2 separate regions of the Homo sapiens genome follow, and region 2 is linked to region 1. Evidence: read pairs that join two places in POLR2A ChIA-PET (ENCODE). Cell type or tissue: PC-9. All regions are shown on one strand.

Evidence for each region. Peaks named below come from ENCODE experiments on the same cell type or tissue, not always from the same donor. Only the 100,000 strongest peaks of a DNase experiment are listed, where the experiment ranks them.
Region 2: POLR2A ChIA-PET joins it to region 1 with 11 read pairs; 2 of 35 experiments call an interaction of 5 or more read pairs at or near these places.

What each region holds. Positions count from the first base shown.
Region 1 is chr19:46,911,947-46,915,946 of GRCh38, forward strand. The region is part of intron 1 of ARHGAP35 (Rho GTPase activating protein 35); the gene reads left to right. Among named protein-coding and RNA genes, the nearest start is that of ARHGAP35, 53 kb to the left of the region's middle. In PC-9, no CTCF peak of the experiment used is centred here; a DNase peak (open chromatin) is centred at 2,115; H3K4me3 peaks cover 720 bases; H3K27ac peaks cover 3,880 bases.
Region 2 is chr19:47,091,057-47,095,056 of GRCh38, forward strand. ZC3H4 (zinc finger CCCH-type containing 4) reads right to left here. Exons shown (of 15, transcript NM_015168.2): 3 at 3,333-3,552; 4 at 2,914-3,024. Among named protein-coding and RNA genes, the nearest start is that of ZC3H4, 21 kb to the right of the region's middle. RefSeq lists enhancers at 2,526-2,785, 3,216-3,325, 3,748-3,937. In PC-9, no CTCF peak of the experiment used is centred here; no DNase peak of the experiment used is centred here; H3K27ac peaks cover 600 bases.

The DNA of each region.
Region 1 (4,000 bases):
GCATTTATTAATATGAAAATGGAAGCATTGGGTTTTAAGAAAATGTTTTGCTTAAATTCAGTGGTTTAATAAGCCAGAGAATAGTGTTCCCTTCTTTTCTTTTTTTTTTTTTTTGAGACGGAATTTCACTCTTGTTGCCCAGGCTGGAGTGCAGTGGCACTCTCTCTGCTCACTGCAACCTCTGCCTCTAGGGTTCTAGCGATTCTCCTGTCTCAGCCTCCCGAGTAGCTAGGATTACTGGCGCCCACCACCATGCCTGGCTAATTTTTGTATTTGTAGTAGAGGCGGAGTTTTACCATGATGGCCAGGCTGGTCTCAAACTCCTGACCTCAGGTGATCCACCTGCCTCGGCCTCCCAAAGTGCTGGGATTACAGGCATGAGTCACCGTGCCCGGCCAGTGTTCTCTTCCTTTTTTTTTTTCTTTTGAGACAGAGTCTTGCTCTGTCGCCCAGGCTGGAGTGCAGTGGCACGATCTCGGCTCACTGCAAGCTGGCCTTCCAGGTTCACGCCATTCTCCTGCCTCAGCCTCCTGAGTAGCTGGGACTACAGGTGCCCACCACCTCGCCCAGCTAATTTTTTGTATTTTTTTTAGTAGAGACAGGATTTCACCATGTTAGCCAGGATGGTCTTGATCTCCTGACTTCGTGATCTGCCCACCTCGGCCTCCCAAAGTGTTGCGATTACAGGCATGAGCCACTGCTCCTGGTCGTGTTCTCTTCTTATTGAAACTTTTATATCCCATCCTTCCTGGCCTATTTGGTAAGTATTAATACATTCCTCTGGAAAACTTCCATGTCTACCTGACATGGAAAGTGCTTCCTACATAGATATATTTCTTGTTCCACCCCTCCCACCCCCCAACTGAGTCTTTTCAAGTGTCTACCAAATGCAAACATTTTAACCAGCTGCTAATGGGAACTCATAGCTTTGAAGACTTAGAAATGTAAGATATTGAGAAATACGAGGTTTTAAGGAGGTTTGAAGAATGCTTTTTTGCTTTCTGTTAGTTACGATGTATATTTCCATTTATTTCCCCTATTGAGATTAAGGAAAATTGTGATAACAAGTATTTTACTTCCTTTGCTTGTAGTTCTGTATGAAATTATTTCCTTACAGTGTTACTAGTTGGTGGTGTTCTGTATGTGATTATTTGAAACTCAGTGTGTTTTCAGAAGTTGTTGAATATTCTCAGGTGGAGATGGTCATTTTTATTATGGATAATGGTGGAAGATTTTTGTCTTAGGGGGCATTCTAGATTACAGAGCACACAAACATTTCCTACTTCGGGGAGAGAGGGATGAGGTTGCTGTGTTGGAAGAGTGATACACACGCTGTGTTGGAAGAGTGATACACACACTTCCAGGCGTATGCTGATAGAGCTGTTGACAGTATGAACTTTCCCAGTCATAGTAAATCTGGGATCACGGTGGCATTTCTAGGTCCTACAAAAATGTGTGCTATCTTGGGAATGTTACCACTTCTTGCCCTGAGTGTTTCATAGAGGTGTTAAAAAAGAAAACACCCTCCTTCTACCTTCCAGTTGCGGCACTCTGGTGGGGACCTTGTGTCTTGGTTAAACAAATCACAAACAACTCTAGATGCTTGGTGACAGTCTGAAGAAGGCACGTAGATATTTGCATTATGTTTTATTACAGCATGTATTTGTGACTGAGAAACCAAAATACTTCTGAAGTATTTTCCTCTCTGAAGTAGTTGACTCTTGGCATAAAATGGGAAACTTTGAAGTCCTGTGTTTCTGTTTTTCTAATGAAATATCTCTGTACAGCTCAAAGATAAAAGTAATTACCATTTTTAAAGGATCCTTCTTTCCCCTCTGTTTTAACTCTTCCATTTAAAAAGGATTAGCACTGGAAAATTATTAGAATGGACATTCAGATTCTGTTGTGTATCTTAGTTGCCTGCTAAGAACACTGGTTCCCATCACATTTAAACTCTAAAGACATTGTGAAGTCTGGATATGCCCGGTCTCCTACTTTCTCTTTCTTTGTGGCCTTCAGATCATTAAATTTAGTGACTCAGCTAATTTTTTTTACCCACCTCTTAGAACTAAGTTGAATGTATTTGTGACCAAGCACTTAAAGTTATTTCCTCTAAACCAAGTGTTTGAGATGTTTTTAGATTTATAACAGTCTTTGTTTACCGTGTAATTCAGTCCAATTGAGGAACTAGTAAAACTGCATTATCTAGACATCAAAGCTAAGAAGAGTATACTTACACCAAGAAACTTATTAGGTTTCTAACAAGTGGAAAGTTACCAGGTGTCCCAAAATTAACCACTTCCATGCCAGCTGATTTTCACTTTTTGTAGCTATTTTAATGATCAGCAGCATTCTGGGTTTAAAAATAACAGTCGTGGCTGGGCACAGTGGCTCGTGCCTATGATCCCAGCACTTTGGGAGGCTGAGGTGTGAGTGGGAGGATTGCTTGAGGCCAGGAGTTTGAGACCAGCCTGGGCAACATAGCAAGACCCCATTTCTAAATAATAATAATAATAATAAATTAGCCAGGCATGATGGCTTGCACCTGTAGTCCCAGCTACTTGGGATGCTGAAGTGGGAGGATCACTTGAGCCCAGGAGTTGGAGGCTGCAGTGAGCTATGATTACAGCACTGCACTCCAGCATGGGTGACAGAGCAAGACTCCATCTCATAAAATAAAATAATCAGTTCTACATTATTCAGAGTTGAGTGTTGCTTTCTTTAGCATCCTTCAAATAACTGAAAATATGCCATTAAAAAATATAACCAAGGTGTTGAATGGATAATACATTTTAGTTCATTTCAAAATAGAGCCAATATCTTTATTTCTTGAGGTTTGAGAGCAGGCTGGTGTTTTGTTCTGTTTTTCCTTCAGATTTCTGTGAAGGGATAAATATTAGACCCACTTTACAGAGAACAGTTGAGTCACAGACAAGGGATGACTTGCCAATTGCATGCAGAGGTCACTTTAAGTAGGACCAGTGCTACCAAGTTGCATTTCAAGATTGGTAACCTTAAGACCTGACAGACCCTGGGGTCAGGAATTGATAGAGAAGGACTCTGTTAGATGAGGACCCATGACTTCCTCAACCCTTCATCAGCACTCCTGTCTGAGGCTCTGTTCAACCTAAGTTTCTTCATGGATTGAAACAAAATTATATGTGCATATTACAGAGTAATTGATTGTGTACAGATGCTTCCTTTAGGTATTTCAGAGGATGTGTGTAAACATGCTTTAGATATTCATAAGCATCTTATAATTTTGTTTATGTAAGCAATCGCCTAGAAAAGTAGAGGATGCGAAAGGTTTGTTTTTCTTTCCCGTGGATACCTTGCTTGTTCCTGCTGAATTCTAGAACATGGCATCTTTAGGAACATGCCATTATCTGGAGGCAATTGCCTACAGTCATTGAGATTTTTCTTTTTAAAATGTAGTTTTTGCATACTACGTCTAGTCACATTTTGTTTCCATAGAGGGTTTGGCTTTCTGGGATATCAGAAGGAAGCTATGGATGTTTGGAAAAGGTCTGTGACCTTTTGAGGTTATCATCACAGGGGACAATTGCACTCTCCCATTCATTGCTCCCTGGTGTCAGTCAGAATAATGCGTGGTGGTCTGACTTCCAGTGGCATTTCTTATGCAATAGGCTTACAAAAACATAATGAGGTCATGGCAAGCCTAGGTTCCTACAGACATAAATGAGATTCAGAAGAAAATTGCTCTGTTCATTTCAGATTCTCCTCTTTGTGATTGTCTTGAGAGAATGTTCATTTGGCTGCAGGTTCAGTGCTTGCACAGTTATATTGGAGTATCTAAGTAAACTGAAGTGCAGCATAAACTGTCGTAGCTGGAAAGTTGCTAAAGACTGTAAGCCATAACAGTTTGTTTAACTTAAGCTGTTAAAACTTTAGGTTCTTTAAGGTGCCATTTTTTTGGCCACATTCTGTGGTTCCCCATAGCCTTCAGGAAGGAATCCAAACTCTTTTTTTTTTTTTTTTT
Region 2 (4,000 bases), 180 kb after region 1:
GAGATGCAGACGCGAAATGCGATCTCTACTAAAAATGCAAAAATGCAACAACAACAACAACAACAAAATAGCCGAGTGTGGGGCAGGCACCTGTAATCCCAGCTACTTGAGAGGCTGAGGCAGGAGAATTGCTTGAACCCGCGAGGCAGAGGTTGTAGTGAGCAGAGACTGCACCACTGCACTCCAACCAGGGTGACACAGCGAAACAACAACTCAAAAAAATTAAAATAAAGTCCGGGCACAGTAGCTCACACCTGTAATCCCAGCACTGTGGGAGGCCCAGGCAGGCAGATCTCTTGAGGTCAGGAGTTCCAGACCAGCCTGGCCAACATGGTGAAACCCAGTCTCTACTAAAAATACAAAATGAATTAGCCGGGCATGGTGATGGGCGCCTCTAATCCCAGCTACTCGGGAGACTGAGGTGTGAGAATCACTTGAACCCGGGAGGCAGAGGATGCGGTGAGGCAAGATTGCGCCACTGCACTCCAGCCTGGGCGACAGAGCGAGACTCTGTCTCAAAAAATAATTAAAATTAAAAAAAAAAAGTTGGGCCAAGCGTGGTAGCTCACGCCTGTAATCCCAGCACTTTCGGAGGCAAAGGCAGGCAGATCACAAAGTCAGGAGTTCGAGACCAGCCTGGCCAACATAGTGAAACCCCGTCTCTACTAAAAATACAAAAAAAAAAAATTTGCCAGGTGTGGTGGTGGGCGCCTGTAATCCCAGCTACTTGAGAGGCTGAGGCAGGAGAATCGCTTGAACCAGGGAGGCGGAGGTTGCAGTGAGCCGAGATTGTGCCACTGCACTCCAGCTTGGGCGACAGAGCGAGACTCCATCTCTAAATAAATGAATGAATGAACGCATAAAAAAGTCGGCTGCGCATGGTGGCTCATGTCTGCAATCCCCGCACTTTGGGAGGCCGAGGTGGGCAGATCATTTGACCCCAGGAATTTGAGACCAGCCTGGGCAACATTTTGAAACCCCATCTCTACCAAAAGTACAAAAATTAGCCTTGGCGTTATGGCCCATGGTTCCAGCTACTTAGGAGGCTGAGGCAGGAAGATCACCTGAGCCCAGGGAGCTCGAGGCTGCAGTGAGGTGAGATCACACCACTGCACTCCAGCCTGGGCAACAGAGTGAGATCCCATCTCAATAAACAAACAAACAAACAATAAAGCCCACTAATTTTAAAAAATCCGAATTATAGAAAAACAGGACAATGCAAAATACAGCTAGACACACAGACACACATACAAGTACTTTAGCAGATCTTTAAAATGCCTCCAGCTCTAGTTCATAAAAAGCACGCAATGTTCCCTCCATTTCCTGCCTCCCTCAGGTTTGAAGGCCAAACCTACACCAGTAGATCAATCTCAACTATGGTATTGGACAATGAATCATTTGTTGTGATGGATGATGCTGGGTCATGGGATACCTGGGACAGCTTTAAAGACCTACTAACTTTAAAACATTTCTCAACCAGCCGGGCACGGTGGCTCTCGCCTGTAACCCTAGCACTGTGGGAGGCCAAGGCGGGCGGGTCACCTGAGGTCAGGAGTTCGAGGCCAGCCTGGCCAACATCGTGAAACCCTGTCTCTACTAAAAATACAAAAATCAGCCGGGCAAGGTGGCACATGCCTGTAATCCCAGCTACTCGGGAGGCTGAGACAGGAGAATCGCTTGAACCAGAGAGGTGGAAGTTGCAGTGAACCGAGATTGCCCCACTGCACTCCAGCCTAGGCGACAGAGCAAGACTCCGTCTCAATAAATAAATAAATAAATAAATAAATAAATAAACAAACAAGACAAAACATTTCTCATCCAAACCCGGACACCCACGTGCCAACGAATACTGGGTAAAGTAATCATAAGATGATTTGCGGCCGGGCGCGGTGGCTCACACCTGTAATCCCAGCACTTTGAGAGGCCGAGGCAGGCGGATCACGAGGTCAGGAGATGGAGACCATCCTGGCTAAGACGGTGAAATCCTGTCTCTACTAAAAACACAAAAACTTGGCCGGGAGTGGTGGCGGGTGCCTGTAGTCCCAGCTACTCAGGATGCTGAAGCAGAAGAATGGTGCGACCCCAGGAGACAGAGCTTGCAGTGAGCTGAGATTGCACCACTGTACTCCAGCCTGGGCGACAGAGTGAGACTCTGCCTCAAAAAAAAAAAAAAAAAAAAAAAAATGATTTGCTTTTCTCTTATGGGATTTTCTGGGGGAAGAAATGGTATACAAACTGAACAAATAATTTAAATTGCTGCTTGAAATGAGAGCGACAGTGGCTGAGTATCTAACCTCTGCCTACTGGCTACTTGAGAACATTTCATTCTCTTGCCAATTTCCCAAAAAGGTCATTTGTGAACAGTGGAAGCCAGTCAGCCGTGACGTGGACCAGTCAGCATCTTTCTCTGAGACATACAGGGCCTTGCTAAGGCCGCATGGAGGAGGCTCGAGAACATGCCTCATGGAGGTCAGCTAGGGCCTGGGTTCAAATCCCAGCTCCTTTACTTCAGAGAGCTGGGCAACCCTGTTGAAATTTTCTTTTCCTTTTGAGACAGGATCTTGCTCTGTCTGTCACCCAGGCTAGAGTACAGTGGCTGATCATAGCTCACTGCAACCTTAAACTTCTGGGCTCAAGGGATCTTCTCACCTCTGCCTCCTGAGTAGCTGGAACTACAGGCATGCCTGGTTAATTTTTTTATTTTTTGTGGGGTCTCACTTGGTTGTCTGGGCTGCCTTGTTGAAATTGTCTAAGTTTCAGTTTCCTCACTCATAAAATGGGGATTAAATTAATACCTGATGGCCCAGGACTGAAACTCACAAAAAATGCCCAGAACACAGCAAGTGCTCAAGAAACACAAGCAGTTGAACTCCTCCCGGCCCCAGAGCTCAGCAGTGCATGCCAGTCACTCACCGGCGCATATGGGGGGCTGTACTCTCTGTACTTGCGGTGACCTTTCTCACTGGGGCTGAAATCCGAGTCATCTGAGAAGTCAGAGAAGTCATCGCTAGAAGAAGCATGGCGCTGTAATGACAGGGGAAGGAGACTCAGCAACCTGCCACAGGCAGGCCACTCGGGCACAGTCAGCCTCAGGACAAACTATGCTGGCATGTGCCGCAGGGCTCTGCGCTTCACCTGAAACACCTCACCTGGGGCACTTAGTGGCAATGAAGCATAAGCTACCAACTCTTTTAAAAAAGGTCTTTATCCAATTTGAGATAAGCAAAGGCATTAAGAGTGCCCTCTGGGGTGGACAGCAAAAGCTCAGCCCCTGGGGCTCTCAGCCAGGCCCAATGCCAGGCAGTGGCAGTCCCAGGGGATCTCCGACCTACTTTGTGCTTGGATTTCCTCCTCTTCTTCGACCTCCTTTTCTCTTTCTCCCGCTCTTTCTTCCGTTTCCGCTTCAGTCTCCTGTGGGACTTCTCCTCATCCGAATCACTGTGATGCTTCTCCCCCTTTTCTTTCCGGCTTCTCTCAGGCCCTCCGGAGGTATCCTGGGTCTCCTCTGCCCCATCATCTTCCAATTCACCTTCTTCCAACTCTCCATCTTCCCTACAAACAAACCCCAATCCCACCATGAACACAGGGTTTGAGAGGAGACCTCCTAGGGCTCTGGGCTGGCCAAGGCTGACAGGAACCGAAGGCCTGACTGCTGTGAGCGAAGTGAGACCCTGGGAGGACATGGGGGCCATGGCCTCTTGTTCCATCCCTTATCCTCCCCCTGAAAGAACTGTGCTTGCTCCAGTCTAACCTGGCTGGGGGAGGGGTAGGAGTTTAAGGGCATTACCACTAACACCGGGACACATCTACGCCAGATTTCCCAACAGAACTAGTGTTCTTAGAAGAAGAAACCGACAAGGTGCTGTGGTCACATAAGCAGGAAGAGCCCCATCTTGGGGATTCATAATGCTTAACGCTGCACAACTTCCAGGAAGCCCCATAGTCCAGAAACCCACACAGCTCTGCTGTGAAGCACTTGGGGCACTTCTAAACCTTGCTT